Linked DNA regions of Homo sapiens: region 2 is linked to region 1. Evidence: chromatin loops called from intact Hi-C (ENCODE). Cell type or tissue: PC-9. All regions are shown on one strand. Each heading gives the region's core, and the rest is flanking DNA. Links, peaks and the distances in the headings are about the cores only. Region 1 has its middle 29 kb from the start of SFMBT1. Region 2 overlaps PHF7 (PHD finger protein 7).

Region 1 (12,144 bases), core at 4,145-12,144:
CAAGCCGCAGCAAGGCTTCCTGGGTGTCCACTTGACCCACATCCACCCTTCTTTCCTCTTCCAATCCCCGTGCCGAGGTAGTTCTCTCCCTACACCCTGCACCTCACCTCTATGGCTGTGCCAGGCTCTGCTCCTCTCCACCCTCACCCCTAATGATCCAGCTCAAAGGCCTGCTGTGGCTGAGCCAGCAAAGGAGGGAGGGCGAGGGCATTATAAATACTCATGATTTAATGGCTTTTCCTTTAGCCCCATTACCTGCAGAAGGCACCTGGCCTAGAATGCATGGCGTTGATGAACTCAGGTCACCGTTTCTTTCCCTTGGCTTCATTTGGGCTGGTTCTTATGATGTCCTCAGGAGCCCTGGAACCAGCACTGCCCAGCCTCATCCTCACACCTCTCCCCATGCCCCAGCCAGGGAGGCACTCGCCTGTGTCAGGCCTGGTGGCCCTGTTCTTATGACCCCCCTAGGCTGCTCTGTCCCCATCAGGCTCCTCGTCCTTTCTTGCAACAGCCCTATATTCTTTCTCCCTTGAGAATTAGAAAGGCAGGTGTGTGTGGTGGGGCCAGGAGTTTGGCGGGGAGGGAAACGTGTCCAGAGAGGGCTTTGAGGCAGCTGTGGCTTTGCTTCCCCAGGCCTAGTCACTGGACCCAGCCCAGCTACCCTGCTACCCTACCCCCTTCAAGCTGTGAATCTTTGAGCAAAGTGCTTGATCCCCCTGTGCCTCAGTTTACTCATCTAAAAATGGGCACAATAGCACTTGCCTCATAGGGTGTAGTAAGGAGTGAGAGGAGGTAGGTAAAGCACTAGACAGGGATGCCTAGCTCTAGCCTAGTGGACTTGAACGAGTGGAATTTTAAATCTGCCCAACACAAGGTTACAGAGGGACTGTGGTCCCTGGAATCGTTTGTTTCCCCACTACTGCTTCCTCCTCCCACCTAACCCCAGTCCACAGAAGTGCACGTGGTGGTGGAGCATCTTTTAAAATTCCAATGGAAACATTGCTTTACCCTCTCCTGAAAGACGAAGCTGCAGGTGAAGAAGAAACGAAAACTGCTTTTAGGCCCAGCTGGCCCTGCAGGAGCTTTGGCGGGTAAGGGTGTCAGGCAGGGAGACTGTGCAGAGCCAGGCATCTGGATGTGGATTTGAGGTGTCCTTAGCCTTGGAAACCCCAGTGACTAGGCCCGGGGAAGAAACGCCATGGCTGCCAGCAAATGCTCTTTCAGACACACATTCCGCACACCTCCCCAGGACAAGAAGGGATGCTCCAGAAGCTTGTTAAATGATTTCCACCAATTTCAGAAATTGCCTCAGCTAGTTGTTTATATTTCCCATCAGCCTTAGATTAAGACAGAAAGAAAATGGGGCCCTGGCGTCAGGAAAGAAGGTGGCTTTGTCCAGGGAGGGACAGCTGCTGTGGCAGTTTCTGAAGAAAGTGGAAAGGCATGAATGGGCCCTGCCATGTGTTGGGTGGCCACAGGCATGAGCTCTCCTGGTCTCGGCTTTCCAAGGCCCGGGCCACGGTGGCCCACGAGGACACCCCTGCACCCCCACATGGCCTCACCCACCAATTGCCAATGTCCTCACCTTGAACCCACTCATCACAGGCTGATCCAGAAACTTGCTGAGTTTTGTTTTGTTGCAAACACTGATTTGCTTTGTTGTTTTTTTTACTTCACTGGGATGTAGGATGCCAGGTTAAGATGGACTGGTTTCTCCTGCCAGAAGCAGCTTTGAATTTAGGATGCCCAGAGGGTGCTGTCTTTTTCTTTTGACAGAGTCGTGGTCTGTTGCCCAGGCTGGTGTGCAGTAGTGCGATCTAGGCTCACTGCAACCTCTGCGATTCTCCTGCCTCAGCCTCTCAAGTAGCTGGGATTACAGGCGCCCACCACCATGCCCAGCTAATTTTTCTATTTTTACTAGAGACAGGGTTTTGCCCTGTTGGCCAGACTGGTCTCGAACTCCTGACCTCAGGTGATCCACTCGTCTCAGCCTCCCAAAGTGCTGGGATTACACATGTGAGCCACTGTGCCCAGCCTAGGGTGCTGTCCTGAACACTATTGATAAGGTGGAGTTTTCCTGGGAAGGGAAGAGTGTTCTGCCTACAGACTTGTGGACATCAGGGAGACACCAGATGTGTCTGGGCCCAGCGCTGATCCTTGGGGAAGGTGTGAGGCCATGGACATTTGGGGTGTGGGTCATATCTGAGTAGTGGGGATCCATCAGGCCTTCCTCTTCCTCCTTCTCATTGTCAAAGAGCCGTGACCTGAGTGTACCTGGTTCTGATCCGACAGCCCACTGCTAAAGGCCTCCCTCATTTCTATCAGCGTCTGTGGGACATTCCCTTCAACTGTGCAGGAGTCCTGGTTGCCTTTGAAGCTTGGAAATGATGTTTTACCACATCCCCACTGCCCACTGGGCCAGAGGACCTGCTGTTGATCCAGACAATCAACAGAGCTGGAGAGCCCGGAACTGTATTCCGATCCCAGCCCTGCCTTTTACTCCTTGTGAGATCTAGCAGGTAGCTTTGCCTTTTCTCCATCTGCAGAAGGTTCTAATAATCCCTGCTCACTCTTGCTCCAGGGCCATTGTGGGGCCAAGGAAAAGTTGGGGTTCAGCAGTTCTTTGGGGTGGAATGGAGAGTTGGAGAGCCAGTGGGCCTGTGCATACCAAGGCTGGAGCCTGGGTCCTGCAGGGGAGCTAGTCCAGCACAGAGGTCACGGTGGAGATTAAAATATTCCTTTTTTTGAAACAGGATCTGGAGCTGCTGCCTGGGCTGGAGTGCAGTGATGCAATCATAGCTTACTGCAGCCTCAATCTCCAGGGCTCAAGTGATCCTCTAGCCTCAGCCTCTGGAGTAGCTGGGACCACAGGCATGAGCCACCATACCCGACTAATTTTTTAAAAATTATTAGTAGAGATGGGGTCTCACTATGTTGCCCAGGCTAGTCTCACACTCTTGATCCTCCCACCTCGACCTCCTAAAGTACTGGGATTACAGGCGTGAGCCACTGTGCCTGGCCAAGTTTAAAATATTCTATACCATGTGTTATTTTTCCTGATAAGTGATTTTATCTCCTGATATTATGTATTTTATGTATTTCTTGCTATTTAATTACAAATTATCCTGAGGGCAACCAGTGCCCTGCAGAAAGTCACAGAAACACTGGGTCCATGTCCTGCCCGAGGCCAGTCCTGACTTTGCCCGTGGTACGCACCTGTGCCGTGCTCACACTGTCCTGCACAGCATCCTTTTTTACTATAATATGCCATTGCAGGTTATTCCCAGCACTTTCTATGTTGTAAACTGTTAAGTGAATATCCTGACACAGAGTCCTCCAAGAGCCTGGTCTCCTTCTCCATTTTGCCTGCTGATGAACCCTGAGAGTGAACTTCACCGCCTCTCAGCCCCAGCCTCGCCCCTAAGAGAGCCTAGGATGGAAGGGAGCCTGCCCAGGTCATATTGAGTTGATGACCAGCCAGCCTGGAGCCTGAGACTCAGGACCTGTAGGTCAGTGGGCCAAACCGTTCAGATCGCCTGGGTTCCACATCTGAAAAGGGCTTTGCATGATGCCAGCCTCCCAGTCAATGGTCTGTATTAATTGTGACATCGTGGCAACCTGTCACTTGGTCATTCAGCTGACAGTCTTTCCTCCTGCAGAGGCCAAGAAAACCATGGAGGAGCAGTGGACCTTGGTGTCCCTGCTGAGCACAAGCCAGCAACAAGGACCTGTCCCCCCAGGCTCCACGGCATCCTCAGCCACAGACAAGCTCAGCCGCTGGGAGTGTGCACCTGTCACAAGTAATTGCTTCCCAAGAAGCAATTCCTCTGGGTGTCAGTAAAGTCACTGATGCCCCAGCCCTCCCCTCAGAGAATCTGATTAACCAGCCTAGCTGGATGGGAAGCTAGGGAACAAAAGCCACCCAGTAAACAGAAGCGGAACAGCCGAGGAAGGGGCTCTGCCAACTGCTCTGGCTCCTTCTGTGGGCGACAGGGCCTCTGTGGGCTAGTGGCTTTGGAAGGGGTTTGCTCAAGGGCCTTGTTTCCCTGCCCACAGGCATGGGGTGCAGCCCCTTATGCTGGAGGCTCATCTTTGTAGCATGCATTGGTGCTTGGGGAAGGTCTTTGAGCTGCCTGGTCCAAGGGTGGATTCTAAGGTTTTGACAAGATCACTCCACGCTCATGCCTGCTGTGGGCTCTGGCACAGACAGACCCTAGTGTAGGTTCCAGCTCTGCTGTGTCCTTTACACCATGATCTTGGGCAGTTTACTAAACCTCTCAAGCCTCAGTGTTTAAGAGGTTTTATATTAATCCTACCTGCTTTTATATTTAATTTCTCTTTTGATCAAAACAATACACGTATGGTACATAGTTTTAAAGGTTGAACAATACTGCAAGGCTGGAAATACTAATTCCCCTCTTCTTGACCCATAGTTTTAAGGTTGAGCAATACTGCAAGGCTGGAAATACTGATTCCCCTCTTCTTGACCCATTGCTTTCAGTTCTTTTGACTCTTTCACTCTTTTTTTTTTTTTTTGAGATGAGGTCTCCCTCTGTTGCCCAGGCTGAGCTGGAGAGCAGTGGCACAATCACAGCTCACTGCAGCCTCAAACTCCTGGGGTCAAGCAATCCTCCCACTTCAGCCTCCCGAGTCGCTGGGACTACAAGTGTGTGCTACCATGCCTAATTTTAAAATGATTTGTAGAGATGGGGTCACACTATGTTGCCCAGGCTGGTCTTGAACTCCTGGCCTCAAGCGATCCTCCTGCCTTGGCCCAAATTGTTGGGATTACAAGCATGAGCCACTGCACCCTGCCTCTTTCACCTTTAGAACATTGATTTCCTACTATGGAAAATGAGCTGATAGCCACCTCTCCATACATTTCCTCCCCATCCTTCAAATGCTATGATTTGGCGTAAGTTGATATTCAGTGTTTACATGTTTAACGCTACGCAAACATTGTTTTCTGCTAAACCAAGTAGTATTCTATTTCCTTTCTGCTATGATTCTTTGTTTTTCCTCAAGCTATAATTATCTGTCTTTTTTATTTGCTTTTTTATATTTGTACTTTATATTCTTCCCTACAAAATCATACAAATCTGACCAAATACACCCAGCAGGTGTGCTTTCCCTGGAGACATTGCTCCAGGAACCCCTCACTACTTATTCCACTCTTACCAACCTATCCGTTTGCCCCTGCCTCCCTTCCCCAGAGGGAAGACATTGAGGCTCAGAGAGGTAGTAAGATCCGGGTGGAAATGCAGGCCTAGATAAGGAGGTACAGTTATGCTCAAGGGCCAACCGCCTGCCCAGGATGCTGCAGCCCAGTGGGGCGGCAGCCACACAAATGGGACCACTTTGTGGGTTTAACATCTGCAGTGTGGGGCAGGGGCCTCAGGCCCTGAGTGTAGAGGACAGAGGCAGGTCTCCCTGTCCATCCTGGGTGACCATTCCTGGTAAGATGCCCCATGCTGATTTCCATCCCCCACCCAGGCAGATCGGAGAAAGAGCCAGCCCCACTTTTCTCTGATCACCCCATGTTAACTTCCCCTTAAACTTGCTAAACCAGCCCTACCCAACTGCCAAGCTGAGGTTGCCTCCCAGGGCCACCAGCACCCTGCTCATCACAGATGGGGCCACTTTTACTACTTCCCTGTGTCTCGTCTCCCCCATCTCGGGGCTGAGCTCTGAGCCTGCTCCCAGCCAGCTTTGTGCTGCAGGTGACTCTTCATTGCTGGTCAGAGGAGGCTAAGGTCAGCCCTAGGGAATGCATGAAGGTTAAGATGATGCTGGGGGCCCCTGGCCAGCAACTCCCAGTCTTGGTGGCCCAAGTCCTTAAGGGCAGCACACATTCCTGAAGGGGACAGAGAGAGCCTCCTGAGTCAAGAGCTCTTACCCAGACACCACATGCCTCACGATGGAGAGGACTATGCATTGTCGGAGGCTCCTGGTGACTGCCATCCAGCTCACAGGGCCCACTCACCACAGAGGCTGCCCATGAGAATGTCATCCATGTGTTCCTGCATGCCAGAGGCTGTACCTCAAGGAGGCTGTGCCATTGGGCCAGGACTACCCCAGGCATAGGGAGAGGGTACAGGCCGCATATCCTCTCCCTCAGCCATCAAGAGACAAGGGATGGGTGTCAGAGGTGTCTGGGAGATGAAAGATGCATGGAGCACTCCAAATGGCCGCATGCTTTCTAAACACACAACTCACCAGGATTTCATCTGCAACTCAGATTCAATCGGCTAAGTGGGGAAGAAGAAAGTATGTGGTTGTCATGGCAACACCAAATTGCCCAGGACCAGGTTGGTCTCTAAGCAGGGGAAGGGAAGGGAGTGGAGCTGAGCCTCTGTCTCTGTGGTGGGGATGTTCTGGAGAACGGGGCCCAAGGGTCAGGCCCGACATACACCTGTGGGGCAAGGGGCCTTGTTCTCACTACCCCTGCTCAGGGCTGAGGGCCTGAGCCATGCAGTATTATATAAAGGGTTGACTCGGGGCCCTCACTCTGGGGCTGGGGCCCAGACTACTCCAGCATGCAAGTTCCAGAGCCAGCCTCTTGCTAAGGGCCAGTCCCTGCTTCTCCCCACGGGCTAGACCCACCCCAGAGCAGCTCAGATTTGGTGCCTGCTTCTCTTCTTGCCCCCTAGTCCTAGCTGTTCCTGGCAGAGCTTCTGTCTTGAGCTTGGCCATGGATGTGGACACAGCCTGGCACATACCCTGAGTGCGGTCTAAAGGATCAAGGGACACAAAGCCTCACCCAGAGAGTGCCAAGCAAAGCTGATACTTCTATTCATACGCATGCAGTGCTCAGCCTGGCCTCCTTCTTCCCACCAAGAATGAAGTGGAGCCAGCAGAGGGGTTGCCCTGCAATGTGGTCTCTGCCAACCTGGGCCCAGGCCTAGCTGGATAGGTGGTAGGAGAGAGGGCTGCTCAAGTAGGAAGGAGGTGAGCATCAGGACCCTCCCCTCCCCTGGACCTGCCTTAGCCCTGTTTTGATTCTGACCATCCAGTGCTCTGGGGACCCTGGAAAAGGTCCTGGCTCCAAGGTCCACCTGACCAGCCAAGCCTGGCACATCCATCTCTGTGGTCCCAGGATCTGGCCACAGGAGGGCTCCTGGACACGTAATACATGAATAGATGGAGTGACATAAAGAATTAATCAGTGGGTGACTTAGGCAGTGAGAACTAGGAGCAGAAGAAATGAAAGAGACCAGGTTGGGAGGGGGGATGCTGGTAGGGCCAGGTTTAGGGGAGCCTTAAATGCCAGGCTGAGAGGGGGTGTTTGTCAGGCTCCCCCACACCCAGCTTCTGCCCTGGCCCTGGGACAATTTCCGTCTTCCAGAGGGGCCAGTAGGGATCCTGGCAGATGTGGCCCTGATCACCTGATCCCCTCTCAGAGAGACAGAGACCCCAGGGCCCATCCCCCAGAGCCTGGCTCACCTGGGCCCTCGCAGGGCCTGCCTCACCGGGGCCCCGCAGACCTAACTGCTTCTGCTTCATGGTCTGTGGGTTTTCCCAGTCGTCCAATTAGTGCTAATTGGAAGCAGGAAGTGTGTGCATGTGTGGGGTGGGCCTGGAACTCCGATGTCCTTGTCAGAACTTCGAAGCCCTGTGCTTCCTGGGACAGGCTCTTCCCTAGAGCTTTGTGGTCTCCCGCAGGGCTGGGTAGGGTTGTTGGGAGCTCCCCGAGCATTGGGTATACTGGCTCTGTGCACAACGGGGCCTCTGCTCTCCAGAGGGCTCAGGCTCTCACCGGCCACCTCTTACCCCAGGTGCCAGTTGCCCCCAGGGCAAGGCAAGCTCATCCTTTTCACTGCCAAATCCTCTTCGCCCGGCACAGAGCTGCGGCTCTTCACAGTTTCACTCTAACAACGAAGGGAATGATGGGCTCAGGGCCTGGAAGAGAGGCGCAGAGGGGGCCTCCTGAACCCCTCACTGACCCTTGGTCCAGCCTCAGCCCGTGGCTCCATAAAGGCAAGGAAAGGCCTGCTTTATCTGACTGGCCACACACTTGTGCTTCCCTTGGGGGACAAAGGGTGCAGAGGCGCTTCCACAGAGGCGGGACTTCCGCTTACTTTCCCTCCTCCCCGTTTCCCCGCCCCCTCCACTTGCGGCACAGGTGGGGGTGTCCAGAGGCAAAGCCCCTTTTGTGTCAAGCCCCAGCCCAGGTTCTCTCCTCACCCACAGATGCTGGTGCGCAGTCTGACGGCAGAGGCTGTAACGGGGGAAGCATGGGATGTGGGCACATGGGGGAAGGCCCCGGAACCCAGCCTGGGCAGAGGCCGGTGCCCCACCAGGCTCTCTCTCTGCAGTGTTATGTCAATCATTGCCCACAGGTGCCCTCGACCTGGACACCGTCAGGCCTCCTTCGCGGTGGGCTGAAACCCTGTGGCACAGCCCAGGACCACCCAGCCCCACGGGCTGGGGGCTCACATCTGGAAGCAGGGCCCCCCAGGACTCAAAGGTGCTCGGAGATGAAGATTGCTGGGTGTCAGCTCATGGGGCCAGCCTCGGCTTCACCCCCAGGAAATGCCTGCTTGTTGCTGTGCGGCAGGCACTAGAGCAGGCAGAGAGGGCGGTGGGCTCCTCTGAGGTCGCGGGCGGAGCCCTGTGAGGAGAGACCTGGCCGCCGGCAGCCACTAGAGGGCAGGACCCTCCTGTGTGTTTCCTCCAAAGGGTTGTTGAGCAGATGAGCGGGACTGACAGGAAACAATGGAGCAGCCGCCCCAGGGTGCAGTCACCACAAGCCTGCTAGAAGGGCTCAGCGGAGGCTGCGATGCGTCCGAAAGTCCACTGGACCCTAGACCTTAAATGGCCTCCCTGAGCCTTTAGGCTTTTACTTCCTGGGAGCCCAGCCCTGAGCCAACAGAGACAGTGCCTGGCTCCTACATTGGCAGAGAGTGACAAGTCAGTGTCCCCTTCTTACAACATCAGTGGTAGAGGAGCAATTAGGAGAGCAGGTCCTCCAGCTTCTTCCAGGTGCAGTGTGGAAACAGAGGCAGAGAAGAACTCACCTGACCGCACCTACGAGGTGGGTAGGGACAGATACTTCTGAGAGTGAACCATCAGCCAAGCACGCCCAGCAGCCCTGGGGGGTCAGTGCATGTTGTCGGGTGCTACTTTTGCAGTTGGGGAAACTGAGGGTCAAGAGAGGCTGTCATTTGACTGAAGTCCTACAGCAAGGGTGGACCAGGGTTCCCGCCCGGGCAGGATGATGCTGAGCCTGCATGCAGGCTCCCACGCAGCCTTATCACAGCCTCATGTAGAGACGACCTCCTGTGACCTCGCTGACATGAGTGTGAGTGTGTGGGGACCCTGGCTGCCGCAGCAGGAATGAGGCAGCCTCTCTGCATCCTGACACTCCCAGGCAGAGGCCTGTCCTTCATCTGGACCTACCAACAGTGACGCCAGGAGCAGCTGCCTCTAGGACACGTGTTCCCCTGGGCCAGAGGAACTATGTGAGGAACCCATGGTGCATGCCATGACAACCCTCCTTTAGGGCCTCTTGAGGCCACAGTGGTGCTAAACCCAGGAAGTGGGTGCCAATTCAGGGGACCATTGGCAGCCCTGCTGCCCCTCACTGGGCTGTGCCTGCAGTCACGGGAGGCAAGGACCTGCTTTTGAGTCTTTGGCTTCACCTTGTTCTTACAGCCAGACTTGGGGCTCTCTACCTGGGGCTGGGGATAGGTAGTTCTCAGCCTGGGCAGCCCCAGGAGCTGCTAAGTGTCATATCCCTGGGGAAGGCCTGAGCAGTTTGAGGCTGATTTTGGTTGTCCCAATACTGCTGGGAACCACTGGGGAATGAGAGTGTCTTGGGGACCTATTCCTGGAGCCTGAGTCTAAGCTGAGCTGTGGCTCATAAGACTAAATTGCATGGAGACCCAACATGGCTGCTGGGCCCGTCAAGGGCTGGTGTCTGCTCTGGGAGGTAGCCCCATGGCTGGATCTTTCTCTATGTCCCAGGTCGGCCCCTGTGACCTGGGGCCAGTGTGCTGAAACCTGTGAGGATCAGGCATAGCGAGGAGGGTGGCCCCATAGGTAGGCCCATACAAGGGACTTGGGCAGAGTCCTGTCCTCCAGCTAAGTATCTGGGGCACCAACCTCACAGACTGCAGAGTTCACTCTCATTAGCGCAGGGGTCCTCTCAACAGCTTCAGTGACCATAGGGATCGGTGTACCCATTTCACAGATGGGGACACGCCGGCTCAGGTCTTACCACCCTTTGCCAACAGCTTCTTCACTGGTCTCCTTAGCTTCCGTTTTCCCTTTTCCTTCCTTGTTTTAAGCTTTCAAAAAAAATTTTTAGGCTGGGTGTAGTGTCTCCTGCCTGTAATCCCAGCACTTTGGGTGGATTGCTTGAGCCTAGGGGTTTGAGACCAGCCTGGGCAACTTAGTGAGACCCCACCTCTACAAAAAATTCCAGAATTTTCTTTCTTTACTAATTTAAACATTTTGGCTGGGCTTGGTGGCTCATGCCTGTAATCCCAGCACTTTGGGAGGCCAAAGTGGGCGGATCATCTGAATCAGGAGTTCTAGACCAGCCTGGCCAACATGGTGAAACCCTGTCTCTACTAAAAATACAAATTAGCCAGGCGTGGTGGCATGTGCCTGTAATCCCAGCTCCTTGGAAGGCTGAGCCGGGCTGGTCTTGAATTCCTAACCTCAGGTGATCTGCCCACCTCAGCCTCCCAAAGTGCTGGGATTACAGGTGTGAGCCACCGCACCTGGCCAAAAAAAAACTTTTAAAATTATTTAGTGGCTTATTATATAAGAAATACATGAATGCATTTTTACTTTAAAAACATAATACACCCAGCAGTTTGGGAGGCTGAGGCAGGTGGATCACCTGAGGTCAGGAGTTCGAGACCAGCCTGGCCAACATGGTGGAACCTTGTCTCTAACTAAAAATACAAAAATTAGCTGGGTGTGGTGGCGGATGCCTGTAATCCCAGCTACTCGGGAAGCTGAGGCAGGAGAATTGCTTGAACTCGGGAGGCGGAGGTTGCGATAAGCTGAGATCGTGCCACTGCACTTCAGCCTGGGCGACAGAGTGAGACTCCGTCTCAAAAAAAAAAAAAAAAAAAAAAAAAACCATAATACAGGGCTGGTCATGGTGGCTCACACTTGTAATCCCAGCATACTTCTGGGCTCAGGCAATCCTCCCACCTTGACCTCCCAAAGTGCTGGGATTACAGGCGTCAGCCACCGCACCCAGCCTGTTTTGATTTTTTTCAAGAGACGAGGTCTCACTATGTTGTCCACACTGGTCTTGAACTCCTGGGCTCAAGCTATCCTCCTGCTTGTGCTTCCCAGAGTTTTAGATTTTCAGGCATGAGCTATCACACCCAGACTTATTTTCTCCTTTATCCCCAACCACTGCAGTTAGGTTTGGGTTGGGATGGGGGCAGGTGGGAGATGGGGGAAGCCAACCTCCAAGCAGGGCAGGAAACATCTAGCCAGCCCCATCTTCCTGAATCCACAGCTAGGGTGCCTCCCAGAGAGCCTGCTCTGCTGCAGGGCACAGTGGGGAGTAGTCTGTCTCCATAGACACACAGCATCCCAAAGCCAAACATTTCCCTCCTCAGTCCTTGTAATTGCCACTAGGCTGTGCATATATGGGAAACCCACAGGGTTTACCTCATCCCCTATTGCTGGACATCCAGGCTGTTTTCAGCGGTGCTGTTACAGCTCACTGCAGTGGCCGCCACAGTGCAGGTCTCTGCCAGGCTCTCTACGGGGAGGCGCTGGGAAGTAGAATTGCTGAGCTGGGGGGCAGGGGCTAAGTCACCCTCCAAAAAGCCTGTGCCCACCCCCAGCATAGGCACTTGTTGTACTAACACTTTGCTAAAACCTCTCTCTTCAATGGGAATTTGTCTCATTGCTTATGAGTTTGCTTATCTTTTCTTACTGAGTGATCATTTTTATTTCCTTTTTTTTCTTTTTCCCCCTCACCTCTCTGAATTTTATTTATTTCCTTTTACCATGAAGAATCTGCTTATATCCTTTCCCCATTTTTCCACTATGGTTTTTATCTTTTCCTTATTCATTTGTAGATCTTTATACAGATGCTCTTCAACCTGCTGTGGAGTTTCATCCCAATAAACCCTTTACAAGTTAAAAATACTGTAAAATGAAAATGTA
Region 2 (16,288 bases), core at 6,525-14,524, 650 kb after region 1:
GGCCATGTCCAGATAAGGGGATAGTCACAAAGGCCAGTTCCTAAGGGAGGCAAAAGTGTGCCTGAAAACACAAAATCCAGATGTTAAGTCCAACAAGGCCACTTTTTAGAGGCCTACTATATTTGCCAAGTGGCAAAACCCGTCTCCCCATATTTATCTGCTCCAGTGTATCTTTGTGTAAATCCTAACTTTCGTGCAAGGGTTGCTTAAAGCAAGGTGCACCTCTAAGGTCAGGGACAACTCAGGATAAAGGCCCCTGGGATAGAGGGCAAAGGTCAGCACCTGGGAGGGCCTGGAGAAGCCCCTTAGAGAAAACATCCCAGGTCTTGGTTCTCCTCCATCCCTTCTGTGTCCTGGCACAGAATCTGGTATGCAGCAGATGGGTGATAAACACTTTTTGTTTTTTGAATGAATCCAAGAGGTTCTGGAAGACTTCCTGCAAGTGGCAGGGGTCTCAGGAAGCTGAGGGGCTGAGAGCCTGGCTGCGTGTGGGCGAAGCCTGGGCTCACCTCAGGCTCTGCTTCTGTCCCTCCCCAGCAAATGCTATACGTGGGCTCTCGGCTGGGTGTGGCCCAGCTGCGGCTGCACCAATGTGAGACTTACGGCACTGCCTGTGCAGAGTGCTGCCTGGCCCGGGACCCATACTGTGCCTGGGATGGTGCCTCCTGTACCCACTACCGCCCCAGCCTTGGCAAGCGCCGGTTCCGCCGGCAGGACATCCGGCACGGCAACCCTGCCCTGCAGTGCCTGGGCCAGAGCCAGGAAGGTGAGTGGTGGCAGGTGGGAGGGCCCAGACTGGGCTGGAACTCACCCCTGTGGCCCGGCTCCACCCCTGCGAAGTGCATTCTCAGATTGGTCTTGTCATGACGGATAGTCCTCAGTTTCCCTCTCTGTGTAGCTCCTGCTAGTGCATGGAAGCAGGGTCTTTGGACACAGTGGCTGGCTTGGGGATCCACGCATGCCTAAGTTCTTGTCATACTAGTGGGGCTCCTGAGCTGTGGTGTCAGGTGGTGGCACTGGGATCTGGGTCCCATAGTTCCCAAGCTGAGCCAACCTCTGCCTCTCTCCAGAAGAGGCAGTGGGACTTGTGGCAGCCACCATGGTCTACGGCACGGAGCACAATAGCACCTTCCTGGAGTGCCTGCCCAAGTCTCCCCAGGCTGCTGTGCGCTGGCTCTTGCAGAGGCCAGGGGATGAGGGGCCTGACCAGGTGAGTGAGGAGACCCCTGCCTCTAGCCTCTGTGTGTCCTGAGGTCACCTCCCATCCTGAACCCCAAGACCTGAGCCCCAGAAAGGGGTTCTGGGGGGAATCTGCCAAGATTAACCTAAAAAAAGTTTGTATTAGGCTCCTGGGGTGCCTAGAAGGAGGTGCCCTATTTTTGCCTTTTGGGAATGCCCAGGCCAGATGTGGCTGGAACTCCCCCAGTCTGAGGGGTGGGTGATGGAAGAGAGAGAAGAGGGTCTGGGCAGGCCAGTAAGTCTCCCATGTTTACACACATGGCTCATCTTTGAAGGATTCTCTTCTCCAGGGGTTCTTGGTTCTCTTCTGCCCCAGGCAGGGGAGGGGGCTGTGCCCTGGGCCCAGGACTAGGCTTCAGAACCTCCCTATGCTACACACACACAACAGAAGAGAACCTTCTGGGTCCCTAACCACTGGTCCTTGCCCTCCACCCTCAAAGCCTGGCCCCACACTTCCTCCCTGGAGTCCAGCTGTCTGCTCAGGGCCTCTCCTCCCCCATCCGGAAAGGTCTATCAACCCCAGGGATGGTTTAAGTCTGGGGCCTGAGGATGGGCATTGGCCGGGGCAGGGAAGGGGAGGGGCAGGAGTGGATTGATTACAGGAGGGGCTCTCCCTCCAGCCTGGGAACTGGGGGAGGCCAGCCTTGGGCCAGCTGTTGGGCTGGGCACTGAGAAGATTCCCCAGGGGAGGAGGGGAGCAACAAGATGGTGTTTCACAACACTAGCTAATGGCTCAAGCAATCCACCCCCAACACACAGATGTGCAGACTAAAACCCACACAGGGTCCAGGCCAGAGGCGGGCTGGGATCAGGGCGGCACTCCCACTTCCCACGCTGTGATGGGCGATCAGCCCACCCTGGGCTGGGGCTGTCAGCTCGCACCGTTGGGGGAATGAACGGTTCAGACCAGGATGGGAAGGCCCTGTGTGTGTCTCTGTGTGTGTGTGCGTGCACGTGCATGTGTGCGTGGGCACACGCACATTGTATGTGTGTAGCATAGGGAGTTTCTGAAGCCCAGTTCTGGGCCAGGGGGCACAGCCCCTCCCTTGAGAAAAGCCTGTAGATGGGATGGTACCTCCAGAAGGGCTAAGGGGATAACATCTTAGCCCCTATGTTCCTTGGGAATGTGTGCCAGGGCCCTCTGAGGCCAAGATTGGAGTCCTCTGACTAAGGGAGAAACCAGCCAGTCAAATCCTTGAGAAGGCCCCTTCCTGGGCTATGGGAAGGTGAGGCCCCACCTGAATTAGCTGGTGGTCTAGAGGAGGCCCAGACTGCCACGCTGCTGGTCCCCTCCTGGGAAGGGGAGAATAGGGCAAGAAGTGCCCAGGCACTGGGCCCCAAGGATGGCAGAAAAGCTGGGGCAGAGAAGCCGATGGTAAACTCCCACCTTGCACCCTACTCACGCCCTCCCGCCCGCATGGCAGGTGAAGACGGACGAGCGAGTCTTGCACACGGAGCGGGGGCTGCTGTTCCGCAGGCTTAGCCGTTTCGATGCGGGCACCTACACCTGCACCACTCTGGAGCATGGCTTCTCCCAGACTGTGGTCCGCCTGGCTCTGGTGGTGATTGTGGCCTCACAGCTGGACAACCTGTTCCCTCCGGAGCCAAAGCCAGAGGAGCCCCCAGCCCGGGGAGGCCTGGCTTCCACCCCACCCAAGGCCTGGTACAAGGACATCCTGCAGCTCATTGGCTTCGCCAACCTGCCCCGGGTGGATGAGTACTGTGAGCGCGTGTGGTGCAGGGGCACCACGGAATGCTCAGGCTGCTTCCGGAGCCGGAGCCGGGGCAAGCAGGCCAGGGGCAAGAGCTGGGCAGGGCTGGAGCTAGGCAAGAAGATGAAGAGCCGGGTGCATGCCGAGCACAATCGGACGCCCCGGGAGGTGGAGGCCACGTAGAAGGGGGCAGAGGAGGGGTGGTCAGGATGGGCTGGGGGGCCCACTAGCAGCCCCCAGCATCTCCCACCCACCCAGCTAGGGCAGAGGGGTCAGGATGTCTGTTTGCCTCTTAGAGACAGGTGTCTCTGCCCCCACACCGCTACTGGGGTCTAATGGAGGGGCTGGGTTCTTGAAGCCTGTTCCCTGCCCTTCTCTGTGCTCTTAGACCCAGCTGGAGCCAGCACCCTCTGGCTGCTGGCAGCCCCAAGGGATCTGCCATTTGTTCTCAGAGATGGCCTGGCTTCCGCAACACATTTCCGGGTGTGCCCAGAGGCAAGAGGGTTGGGTGGTTCTTTCCCAGCCTACAGAACAATGGCCATTCTGAGTGACCCTCAGAGTGGGTGTGTGGGTGCGTCTAGGGGGTATCCCGGTAGGGGGCCTGCAGGGAGCCAGAGGGTGGAAATGGCCTCTAAGCTAGCACCCCGTAAGAAGAGCCTACCTGACCGACTTGGGGAGGGAACACAGAGGTGTTGGGAAGGTGGAGCAACAATGCACCTCCCCTCCTGTCGCGCCGTGATATCTTGGTGGCTCCCTGCCACTGCCCACCGCCTCTTCTCCATCTGAGAATCACGGAGAGGTGTAGATAATCTAGAGGCATAGACTGCTAGAGCCCCCAGGGATCTGGGGTGGTCAGGGCTCAGGCTTCACTTTGTAAACCAGGTGGGGGCATCTCACAGCCTGACTTCCCTTCCCCAGGCCAGGGTTGCTGGGATGCCTGCCCCTCCTGAGAGGACCCCCTCCCCATTGTCAGGCTCTCCATGTCCACGAGCGGGGAGGGGTGGGTTCTGGGGCATTGTTGTCCCTTGTGTCTGTGGACTAGAGATAGGGTGGGGGAGCTGGGGAAGGGTGCAGGCGGGAAGAGTGGGCTGTCTTTCCCAGGGTGATGCAAGCATGCCGCAGCCCTGGAGGCTGGGAATGTGGAGGCTCTGTGAGCCCTGCAGCCCTCAGAATCAGGGCCAGGGATGCAGAAGATTGAGAGGATATGGAGATGGATAGAGGGCAGGAGACCCTTAGGATAGATTGTGGGACCCAGGCAGGAACAGGTGTCCACAAGAACTCAGGATGGCATCAGTTAGCTCAGAAGCCACCTGGAAGACCCAGTGTTTCCATCTCTGGAATCTCTGTTTTATGCTAAATGGATTTAGGAAGACTGTTTTTCTTTTAAGGGGGAAACAAGGTAGAGAAAAGGACGAAGAAGTGTAAGTCCCGCTGATTCTCGGGGGTAAGGCTCGGATGGCAAGGACGCGTTCTGCCTGGGCATGTAGGGGAGGTGTTTTTGCCATCACCAGTTTCTCAGGCTGGGGAGCACAGAGGGGAGGAGGAGGACTAAATGAAAAGTTGTTCCCAGCCTGCACATGAACACATTCATGACACACAAAACTGGCTGGAAGGAGATAAGAGCACTGGGTTTGAGATTCCCTCCATTAAAACAACCAAGACAAAGAAAGGAGGGGAAAAAAAGATAAAAAGCAAGCCAGGGTTCCCTGCCCTATTGAAACTCAAACCCAGACTGCCTTGGGTTTTATCTTTCCCTTACCCCTGGCACCTCCAGAGAACTGGGACCTGAAATAGTCCCTCCGTTCTCCCCTTTGACCATGTAATAAATGAACCAGAAGCACTGAGATTAACCTATCAACGCCCTGAGAAGCCTTCCAGCCTGCGGTGCTGTCTGCTGGGAGGTCAGCTGGTCAAGGCAGAGGAGGAGAGGAGGAAAGGATGGGGGCTGAAGAGCAGAAGGGAGGGGAGACAGAGGGGATTAAAGAGGGGAGGAGAGAGTGCAGAGCTCCAGGAAAGGGTATCAGAGCTGCAGCCAGCTCTGCCCTCTACCCTAGGGAGGCCAGAAAGACACAAACAGCCCTCCGGGCCTTTACGCTGGACTCTGGCTTGGCAGGCTCCAGGCAGGGTCCTCTGGGAAGTTACTCTAGAAAACGAAGGGAGGAGGAGCACAAGATCCTCAGCAACGAACACCTGCACTTAGAAAAAGTGGACAGCTTCTGCCAACCACACCCTACCCATGGTACTGTATGCTATTAACTCCTGGAAACGCCCCGTAAATGCGAGTTGTTTTTGTATTTGTGTGTTGAGATGGGCCTTGTGGTTTCTCTGTACTCAGAGCACATTTCTTGTAATTACTATTGTTATTTTTATTGTCATGACTGCCCCTGAGCTCTGGTGAGAAAAGCTGAATTTACAAGGAAAGGGATGAAGTTAATATTTGCATCACATAATTATATCATTACTGTGTATCTGTGTATTGTACTAAATGGACTGATGCTGCGCACATGAGCTGAAAATGAAGAGCCCTCCCATCCATTCCATGAGAAAGAAGGTCACCCTGAGTGACTTCTGTTTCATGATTTCCCAAACAGGTTTTAGAGCTGGAAAAGGACTTAAAGAAAGAGACTGGGTGGTGCTTTCTAGAAAGGAGGAAGATGGGTATCAGGGGAAGGAAGGAGTTAGAGGGCTTTGTACAAAGCCGAGATTGCTCATTAAATGAGGAACATCCTGGCCTGTGGGCTTGTAAGACTGACCTTCTTGGGACTTCAGGAGGATCTTGAACTAAAAGAAAAAAAAAAAACACTGGCAAAGGGCAGCTGGGCCCGTAGGCAGCTCTGCTCCTTTTTCACAACAACACTTGACATTTGTCACAGTGACACTTGGCATGGTTCCTGCCTTCATCCCAAGCCACATACCAATGGATATTAAGTCCTCATGGCTGGGGGACTGGGGCTGTGCTGTGGGGACTGTGGCTTCTGGAAAGGAGGGGAGGCCCCGAACATCTGACCTATTGGGCACACTGCAGGAGGTCCGTCTGGGCATGGCTCCCACTCCCCACTGACATCAACACCTCAGCCCAAAGAGCAGAATCCACTGATGCTAGAGGAAGATGGAAGGGTCATAACCCCACCTTCCCAGGGAGACTTCCCTGGGCCTCTTGCCTGAACAGGCCCCTCGATCCATGCTGTAGACTAGGGGTCTTAACAGGTCAGTCATAAGTCTCATCTTGCAGTCTGGGCCCTGGAGCTGGCCTTTCCTTTTGTTCCTTGCCCCCTCCACGATCACTTAGGCCTGACAGAACCTGAAACCCTGTCACCCCACCCCAGGAAGCATCATCACCTCTGACTGAGAAGTGTCACCAGGGCACCCACCTGGCACAGTGTGCTGGGCTGGGAAGGGTGTGCGAAGGCGGCCTCCAGAGCCCCCTTCTTCCCTCTTGCATCACTCTCCCAAGGGTGGTCCGGAAGACCCCTCTGGACCAGACCCCTTCCTGGTCCACACCACCTCCCCCTCCCATCTCAAGCCCTATTTCCTGCCTCAGCGATTTCAGCCTCTCTCTGTTGTCTTGTCACAGCTCTTTCCTCTGCGTCTAATGCTTCCTCTGCTCTTTGGGACTCTGTTCCATGACTTCCCAAACAGGTTTAGAGCTGGAAAGGGGCCTAGAGAATGAGACTGGCCCAGTGGTTCCAAGAGATAACTATAATCCCACGGGACCCTCCATGATCTCGTGGTCCCCGTGTTCTGCCCCTTTGGCCCTGACAGAGCTGAAATGCTGCCTGCTGGCTTGCCCTGTGAAGGCCCTGAGAAGTCCTGTGATGATCTCTTGCTAATGTGCATGCCTACTATGTGCTATGTGCTTTTCCAAAACATTTGGTTCTCTCTTTTTTTTTTTCCCATGGAGCAGCTAACATCTCATGTTTCTAACATTTTGAAGAACACACTTTGGAAAAATGTTGATTAGGTTAATTCCCTCCCTTAACATGTGAGCTTGATTAATTAGTAATTGCCTTCCCAGCTTGTAGGCTCTGGAAGCCCCAGCCTCCTGATGAATAGCCATATCTTGGTTTCCTATGACCCTCGCCAGAGTAGACTCTGCTACCCCGGGACAGGGCTGCCAAGCGGCCAATCTGCTGCCCTTTGGGCCTGGACTGTGCTCTGTTCCCGGCTCTCGTGCTCCCATAACCAGCCTATTTCTGGCCCCTCCTGTGTCTGTCATGGTCCTCTGTGGAGGGCTAGCATTCACCCCTAGTCTGTGGCTGTCCTTCCATCCAACAGACTCGTTTCTAAGAAGGTGAGGGGCAGGAAGGAGTCAGAATAAGAGAGGAAAACAGCAGTTTCCACTTTCTCAAATGACTCCTGGGCTTTTCTTTCATTGGCTAAGCTTGGGGTCAGGTCCTAGACAGCCCTAGAATCCCCTGCTTGGAGGAATGGTCAGGTAGCAGCCCCCAAGAACCTGGTGTACCTCCAGCCAGCCTGTCCTCTTTGTGGGCTGGCAGGGGGTCCAGCTGCAGCTCCAGCCAGTTGGGCCCCAGAAGACTGGCTCACATGCCTCTGGAAATCCAGCAAACAGAGGCACCTCTGGCCAACCACATCTTAGAGCTAGGGGGTAGTTGCTCAGAAATAGCCCAATTTCCATCCCAGTTAAGGTCCCATCCCAGCCTCACCTAAGTCTTGGATTGCAGTGGGTTCTACAAGAATAAAGTTCAACACACACCAGGAACAAATTCCCAGGGTCTTCTAAGACTCTAAACTCGGAAAGAGGGACAGTGGGTAGGGCTAGGTTTGGACACAATATCTGATAAGGTTGCCAGGCACGATGGCTCACACCTGCAATGCCATCACTTTCAGAGGCCGAGGCAGGTGGATCACCTGAGGTCAGGAGTTCGAGACCAGCCTGGCCAACATGGTGAAACCCCTTCTCTACTAAAAATACAAAAATTAGCTGGTGGCACACACCTGTAATCCCAGCTACTCAGGAGACTGAGGCACGAGAATCATTTGAACCCGGGAGGTAGAGGTTACAGCGAGCTGAGATCACGCCACTGTACTCCAACCTGGGCAACAGAGCAAGACTCTGTCTCAATAAATAAATAAATAGATAAAAATCTGATAAGGTGCCTGGGAATTGTTGGGCCGCACCCTGGCTCTCCTTCCGTACTCAGCCATCCCTCGGATGTACAGGAGACGAGGCAAGGCAGCTGTGGCCCTGTGCCCGTTCCCACTGCCCAGTCCCTGGCCACCTTTGCTGGGGGTACCACTACTGGGCCCCTCTCCCTTAGAGACTGCATCCTAATGAAGCCTTTCACTTTCCTTGCTGGACTTCCATTAAGGAAACTCCTGGTTCCTCATGAAGCCTTTAAAAAAATTACTCTCCACTGAGGATGAGGGCTGCTGCAAAGTCTCCAGGGAGGCGGTGTAAGGGATATGGGGCTGTCTTTGGGCCAGGCCTCCAGCAGCTAGCTAATAGCCTGCACGCAGGGACACTGCTGATGGGAGGACTCAGCTGACCAGTCTTGACCTCTTTACCCCGGAGAGTATGATGACCAGAGTACCCCCTAATCCACCCAAAAGGGCCTGTTTCACTGCTGTGAGGAATGACCAGGGCAAAGGGACAGTTGCAGACTGATAGGATTCCAAAGTGACTCAACAGAGGCCTGGAACAGAGTCCAGGTGTCTACCACCAAATAGAGGGGACTGGACTCTGGACACATGAAGCCCAGATTGATGGAGGGCGAGCGGGCTCTGCTCTCACAGATGAAGGCATGGGGAATGACGTGGCACACCAGCCACTTGCTCTGTGGACATGATCTCATCTGTTCACCCCCCCACTCCTGCCCCCAACTGATAAGAATCTGGTGATGTTTCCTGTAGTCCAAGGGTCTCAGACAATGGTGTGAACGGCTGGCCCTACTGGAAAGGACATTGTTCAGGGAAGAAAAAACAACACACCAGCACAAAGCCAGGGCAGGACCTGCTGAAATGTAAGGGCCTGTTTACAAACCCATGATTTCTAAGGGGAAGAACACAATGGAGAATTGTTTTGGCGAGGCTGGTGTCTCCTCCAGTAGGCTCCTGGGGGCTGGGGATGGCTTTGATGGTCCAGACAGGTCTCAGATGCTCTGAAAAGGATGGATACTAATGGCGCGGATGCCTTCCTGTTTATTAGGGGTGTGTGCAGGGCAGGGTCAAGAAGCCAGTTTACACCAAAGACAAGGGGAAGGGGCTCCTGGGGCTTACCCCTTCCATCTGGACCTCATGCTGTCATGTTGCTCAGGGATCCCAGGGTTAGAGCAGGTTTGCTAGGGAGAAGTGAGGGCAAGGGTTTTTTGTTTTGGGAAAAAAATCAGTTCTTCAGTTTTTCTGTCATTTTTTGGAAAAATGTACAAGCCATGACACCTTTGCAAATAGCCAGCTCCTTTGGAATGGAGCTCCCTGGCTTAGTCACTAGGGAGACTTCTCACACCTGGGGGCCCCCATGATGCTGTGACTGGGAGCACATGGGAAACTGATGCTGTCTCCCTGGGGTCAGGGCCAGTGGAGGTGCTGCTTCTCATAGCATCCTCCCACCCTGCCCATAGAGGCTAGAGCCTTTGAGCCACCGTTTGAGCCACCACCCAGAGGTCCTGATGGCAGTGAGTGTGCATTCGTGTGGACAGGTACCTGTGCATGTGTGCATGTGGGAGGAGGGTGGGGCAGAAAAGGAATAGAACCATATCACACATTCCCCCTTGGGACTGGCAGTCGCCATTTTTGGTGGAGGAGAGGGCATCTGGATGCCTCTCAATGAGTAATTGGGAGATATTTTTGGTGGGTTAGGAGAGCCACTTTGGGTCTGGAGAGACTATGAAGGCAGTCTTGTCTAAGGATTTGACCTGTGACGGGGAGCTTTCAAACTCATCTCTAACCCCAACAGGAACGTGCCTCATGAATAAACTCGAACAGATGTGTTTAGAACAATTGAGGCGCAATAAGTCTTATGTAATCCCAAAACAGAAGCAAGATTTTCATAAGCCTTTCCCAGCCTTCCAGGTCTGAGGGTTTATAATCTTCATCGACATGCTAACAGTGCCCTCTGGTGTTTGGCAGCAAAACACAGGCTTATGAATACAGGGTATGGAGCATCCATCAGTTCTGTAGACATTAAACTGCCTCTGAACGTGGAGTCCTGGGCCAGGCATCATGAGGGGAAGAAAGGTTAATAAGACAGACAGGTCCCTGGAGCTTCTGATCTAGCAGGAAAGACAGACCCATAACTGTAGGACAGACAGAGAATGACATGGGCTATAACAGGGGGTACAAACAGAGACAGTAAGAGTGCCTAGAGATGAAGAAGTAGCCCTTAGGCTGTGTTTAACAGGCTGAAGATGGATGCCAGGACTCTCCAGGCTGAGCACCCCAGGCCCGGGCCCAGTGTTCTGAGGCAGCCAGAGAAGAAGGCCTGTGGGTGGGATGTCCTGGGAGATGCAGCTATGGAAGGCCCTGTTTGTAGAAGGTCTTGAATGCCAATCTCAGCAGGGCCATCCTGAGCAAAGAGTTAGCACATGTTTTATGGTAACTGGCAGAAGGGAAAAGGGTGGATGTGTCAGAGAAGCAAGTGGACACAGGAAACCATGCAGACTTTTGCTGCCCATCCTATGAGGCATCAAGGTCTGAGCTGAGCACTGACAATGGGAAGGAGAGGAAGGCAAACATTTGAAAAACAGTCGAACTGACAACAAAGAGGTTGGCTGAACAGAGAGGGAAGCTGAAGGAAAATCTGAGGTTTCTGGCCTTAGTTTACGGTTCCCGTAAAGGTAATGATTAGAGGAAGGGGAGCAGGTGCTTTGGGAAAGTTTTATTTAACATCTATTTCTACTATCCCTAAGTGAACTGATTTGTCCCAGCTCCTAAGTTATGAAACAGTAATTAATTCTAATAAGACACATCAGTTATGAAAATAGGTATTAAAAATTTTAAACATGTGTTTGTCATGAAACAGGCATTTAAAAGAAGATGAGCTTGGGGCATCTTGCAGTGTCAGAAAGTAAAAAAGTGCTCAAAAACAAAACAAAACAAAACCAGACACACAGTGATGGGGATGTGTGAAAAGGACACATGAACACCCAGTGGCCAAAGCAATTTGAGCAACAAAATAAAGTATTATTACATTGTAACCCAAAGTCCAGGAGTCCATACTAAATGATTGAATAGGCTGTGCATGGTGGCTCACGCCTGTAATCCCAGCATTTTGGGGGGCCGAGGTGGGTGGATCACCTGAAGTCAGGAGTTCGAGACCAGCCTGACCAACCTGGTGAACCCCTTCTCTACTAAAAATACAAAATGCCAGGCATGGTGGCGCATGCCTGTAATCCCAGCTACTTGGGAGGCTGAGGCAGGAGAATCACTTGAAACCGGGAGGCAGAGGTTGCAGTGAGCTAAGATCGCACCACTGCACTCCAGCCTGGGCAACAAGAGCGAAACTCCGTCTCAAAAAAAAAAAAAAAAAAAGATTGGCTAAATAAATAAGCAGGAGAGAATAAAATAGGTAAATCTCCCATGCAGAACCATTCCAAATAATTTATGTAGATACTCCATCCTCAAGGAGGAGTTGCATAAAAACCTCTACTTAACTGTGGGCTCCACATAGTGACTTCCCTTTGGAAGGTACAGTATGAAAAGAGGAAAAGCCTGGGTGCGGTGGCTCACACCTGTAACCCCAGCACTTTGGTAGGCTGAGGTGGGTGGATCTCGAGGTCAGGAGTTCGAGACCAGCCTGGCCAACATGGTGAAACCCCATCTCTACTAAAAAAAAATTAGCTGGTGTGGTGGTGCACACCTGTAATCCCAGCTACTTAGGAGGCTGAGGCAGGAGAATTGCTTGAACCCGGGAGGCGGAGGTTGCAGTGAGCCAAGATTGTACCACTGCATTCCCACCTGGGCAACAGAGTACAACTCCATCTAAAAAAAAAAAAAAAAGAAAAAGAAAGAAAAGAAAAGGGGGAAAAAGGGTAACTTTACAGTGGAGAAATCTGACAAAACCTACCTCAGCCAAATGATCAAAGTCAACCTCAACAGTGACAGGTCATGCTGATACTATGTAACTTTGATATGATGTGATGAAAATGGCACTTCTCCTGTGTCTTCCTCCAAAACCCATAACCCCAGTCTAATCATGAGAAAAACATCAGAACAATCCCAGTTAAGAGACACTCTGCAAAATACTTGACCAGTACTCCTCAGAAGTGTCAAGGTCTTCAGAATCAAGGGAAGTCTGCCATTCCATCACAGCCAAGAGGAACCGAAGGAGATACGACACAGTGCAATGTGGTATCCTGGAACAGAAAAGACAAGAAAATCTCAATAAAATTTGGGCTTTAGTTAATAATGATGTATCAATATTCGTTCTTTAATTGTGACAAATTTGCTATACTAATGTGTTAATAGTAGGAGAAATTAGGTTTGGGATATATGGGGACTCTATACTATCTTTACAATGTTTCTGTAAGTCTAAAACTATTCTAAATTAAAAGCTTATTTAAGAAAGAAGCTGGCTGGGTGTGGTGGCTCACACCTGTAATTTCAGCACTTTAGGAGGCCAAGGTGGGCAGATCCCTTGAGCCCAGGAGTTCAAGACCAGCCTTGGCAACATGGTGAAACCTCATCTCTTAAAAAAAAATAAAAAAAATTAGCCAGGCATGGTGGTGCATGCCTATAGTCTTAGCTACTTGGAAGGCTCAGGTGGGAGGATTACCTGAGCCCAGGGAGGTCGGGGCAGTGAGCCATGATCATGCCACTGAACAGAGTGAGACCCTGACTCAAAAAAAAAAAAAAAAAGGGGCTGGGTGCAGTGGCTCACGCTTGTAATCCCAGCACTTTGGGCGGCCGAGGCAGTCAGGAGTTCGAGACCAGCCTGACCAGCTTGGTGAAACCCCGTCTCTACTGAAAATACAAAATTAGCCTGGCATGGTGGTGCGTGCCTATAATCCCAGCTACTCAGGAGGCTGAGGAAGGAGAGAATCACTTGAACCCGGGAGGTGGAGGTTGCAGTGAGCCGAGATCGCACCACTGCACTCCCGCCTGGGCAACAGAGTGAGACTCCCTCTCAAAAAAAAAAAAAAAAAAAAAAAAGAAAGAAAGAAAGAAAGAAAAAGAAAAGCAAAAAGAGGCCAGGCGTGGTGGCTCACACCTGGATTCTCAGCACTTTGGGAGACTGAGGTGGGTGGATCACGAGGTCAAAGAGACTCTGTCTCAAAAAAAAAAAAAAAAAAAAAAAAAAAAAGAAGCCAGTTATTTAGTGGAGAATGACTGATTAGGCCCAGATGAAGAATAGAACATTTCAAAGTTGGACTTTCCAGCCTATAAAAATAGGGTTGGCTATTAACATCAGTGGAGACTAAAAATACAAAGAGTAAGAAATAGTTAATAGCTGTGTGTGTGTGTGTGTGTGTGTGTGTGTGTGTATGCATGCACTGTCGTGTTAGCTAAGCAAGTATCCACAAAGTCAACTGTACACAGAGGTAGGGCAGCTGACATCTAGGTGACAAAAACTGCCCCCTCCCAAGCTCCCTTTCTACCCACTGAAGCTAAAGTCGAGAGGGCACTGTTAGGGGCCATTACTCTCAGTTAAGATAGTGTTTCTCACACTTGGGTATACAAATAGACTCCTTAAGAAAAGATATTAATACTACCACAGATCCCTAAAAATATGCCTGGTGACCCAAGTTACAGAAACTCTAGGTTTAGAACTAAAGTCTTAATCTAAGGAGCATCTTTCAGTTGTGAATTATCACTGCAAGAGTTGAATCTTTAGAATGGGTTAAATATTGTGTTTTATATGAAAGCTCACAATTAAAAAATGTTCCTGTTACTTGCAGAGCTCTGACAAAATTTCCCTGGACGCCCGGATAAGCAAGGATAGCATTGGGTGGTCAAACCCAAGAGAAAGGAAATGAAGAAAAAGGGCATAATTGTGGGAAGCCCTAGGAGGACAGCTGTGCAGGAGCTCTAGGAGCAGCCAGCACTGGAGGCGGCGGCTCTGGGAGGCAGGTCTTCAGGAAAAGAAGTCCAGCTGATAGTGATCTGATGCCTGGTCTATGAGGAAAATTGCATTTTGAGACATTTTGTTGATCATTTGCAACATTTCAGAAGAATTAGCAATAGGTATATACCAAAAAAGAAGCAATTATTAATTTCAGAAAAAAACATTGTACAAAAGAGGAAAGGTAATCATAGTGTACTGCCTGGCTCAGTGGTAAACAGTATTTCTAGCATCATAATAATATAAACATTGAAAGTTAACAAAAATTGTGATACAATTATCTGAGGTGAACGAAAACGGGAAGATTATGTTTTTTTAATTTAATTTTGAGACAGCGTTTTGCTCTGTTACCCAGGCTGGAGAGCAGTGGCGCGATCTCAGCTAACTGCAACCTCCACCTCCCGGACTGAAACGATTCTCCTGCCTCAGCCTCCCAAGTATCTGGGATTATAGGCACCCACCACCGTGCCCGGTTAATTTTTGTATTTTTAGTAGAGATGGGGTTTCACCATGTTGGCAAGGCTGGTCTTGAACTCCTGACCTTAAGTCATCTGCCCGCCTCGGCCTCCCAAAGTGCTGGGATTACAGGTATGAGCCACTGCGCCCGGCCACCTTGCCTAATTTGAATGTCCTGGCATGCAAATTCATATTTAAACTCTGGACGGAAATGCTCGAACCACCGGGCAGTGAGGGTTTGACTGGGCTCACTCATGCTGTGGAGGTGTGCTGAAGCCCACACCAGTCAGGAGAGAATGGAGTCCCTTATGCCCCATGTATAAGCATGGTAGTCCTTGACCTGTTTGAGTCCAGGACCCCAAGCCTTGCAACAAGGGCCTATTCTCCACCCAGTGTGGACTGCTATGCTGGCTCACCTCCCTAATGAGAACCTGTGTACTTATTATTTGCACAATGATTGATGAAGATTCTCTACCTCTGTAATGCCAATTTCCGTATAAACAGGTTTCTTTCCCTCCAAAGAAACATGTCTATATTCTAAGCTAAAAGTTCTACATTAATTCCCTAAATTTTATGGATTAGGAGGGTGAGTTTTCTTACTCTCGTACTCTACCCCGTAGAATCTTTACTACCCAGACAAATTTCAGAATGAATTTATAAGGAGACACCAATGGAGAGAAAACCTTTATTTGCATAACAACAAACATGGGTGAAGTAAGAAGAGGCATATGAAAACAAGATTAAGGTGGAAGAATCCTTGGTGGGAGGAGAGGAGGAGAAAGCAGAGGCACTCTTGTAGCCATAAACGCATTTCCTTGTTGGCATCTGGACTGCTCCCTCCTCATGCTCCACTGAGACTTCTCTTTGCTTGGCTCATAGTCTCACTGCTGGCCCTGCTTCCTTGTCTCACAGTCCCAGAGTGCTCCCTCCCCAAACCCGATGGAGGAGCGCAGCTTCATACCCTATTGTGTGGGACAGCAGCTACTCAGAAGGTGTTACTTGGATTTTTTGCAGCTGTTAGTGATTCTGACACCCTTGGACCTCCAGGAGTAGCTCCTCCTGCCACGAGAGGACTCTGGCTTTTCTAATAAGGAAGGTTCTGGCCAATCAGTCCAAGAAAGGCCCGGATTCTCTTCCAAGGTGTTGTCTCTGCAGAAATGTTCCTCAGGGTGGAAGGTGCTGCTGCAGCAAGGGATGTCCCCTGAGTTTTCAGGTATGTAGTCTGGTGAGAGAAAGGCAGGAGAGGAAAACTCAAGCCTCTGCTTCTCCCAGGCACAGGTCCTTAAGCTCCTCTCTAGCTACTTTCCTTCCAAAGTCAAAGGCACCAACTATTAATCCCCCTCTGGTGGGATGTCTTCCTCCTTTCCCAGGCACCACAAGTCCCTACAGCCCCCTCCTTGCTCTGAGGCCGGCCCATCCCTCCAGCCTCACCTGTGGCTGCAGCAGGTGAACACTCCTCACACTCCCATTTCTTACTGTTAGATCTAAGAGAGGAGCAGTCCCTGTGGGTTCCGTGGGATCCGCATGTAGCACACAGAATGAGGCACCACCTCCTAGAGGAAGAGCCCAGGAAGGGTTGTGGAGACATACAGAACACCAACTGCCATGCTTGGATGTTTGCTATGGGCCAGGCATTTTTTACAGCACATTTTACCCAAGATGAATGTATGGCTCAGAGAGGATGAGTGCTGATCCCAGAAGCCTGCCATCAGTCGTAACCCCTTGAAAGGTAGATTAGGAAAGGAATTGGCTCTGAATGTCTCTCCACTGGGCACAAGGTGAAGCGGACCTTGCAGGGGAGACGTGTTCACGTGCACACAAGTGAGTCGGGCTGGTCAAGAATGAGACTTAGCAATCGTGTTTA

What was found. Peaks named below come from ENCODE experiments on the same cell type or tissue, not always from the same donor. Only the 100,000 strongest peaks of a DNase experiment are listed, where the experiment ranks them.
Region 2: it touches region 1 in a loop (11-fold over the local background); 5 of 110 quality-filtered maps call a loop at or near these places.

Annotation. Positions count from the first base shown.
Region 1 is chr3:53,069,344-53,081,487 of GRCh38, reverse strand. It overlaps a transcript of RFT1 not described here. Among named protein-coding and RNA genes, the nearest start is that of SFMBT1, 29 kb to the right of the region's middle. RefSeq lists enhancers at 8,326-8,445, 7,938-8,555, 8,796-8,845. In PC-9, for the core only: CTCF peaks have their summits at 8,412 and 8,613 (motif pointing right); a DNase peak (open chromatin) is centred at 8,707; H3K4me3 peaks cover 948 bases.
Region 2 is chr3:52,422,449-52,438,736 of GRCh38, reverse strand. It overlaps PHF7 (PHD finger protein 7), which reads right to left. Exons shown (of 11, transcript NM_016483.7): 10 at 15,856-15,977; 11 at 15,096-15,646. The coding sequence ends at 15,420. SEMA3G (semaphorin 3G) reads left to right here. Exons shown (of 16, transcript NM_020163.3): 14 at 538-766; 15 at 1,071-1,210; 16 at 2,664-5,702. The coding sequence ends at 3,134. Among named protein-coding and RNA genes, the nearest start is that of SEMA3G, 15 kb to the left of the region's middle. RefSeq lists enhancers at 665-1,170, 9,944-10,043, 7,622-10,771 and a silencer at 8,604-8,764. In PC-9, for the core only: a CTCF peak has its summit at 10,021 (motif pointing left); a DNase peak (open chromatin) is centred at 9,976.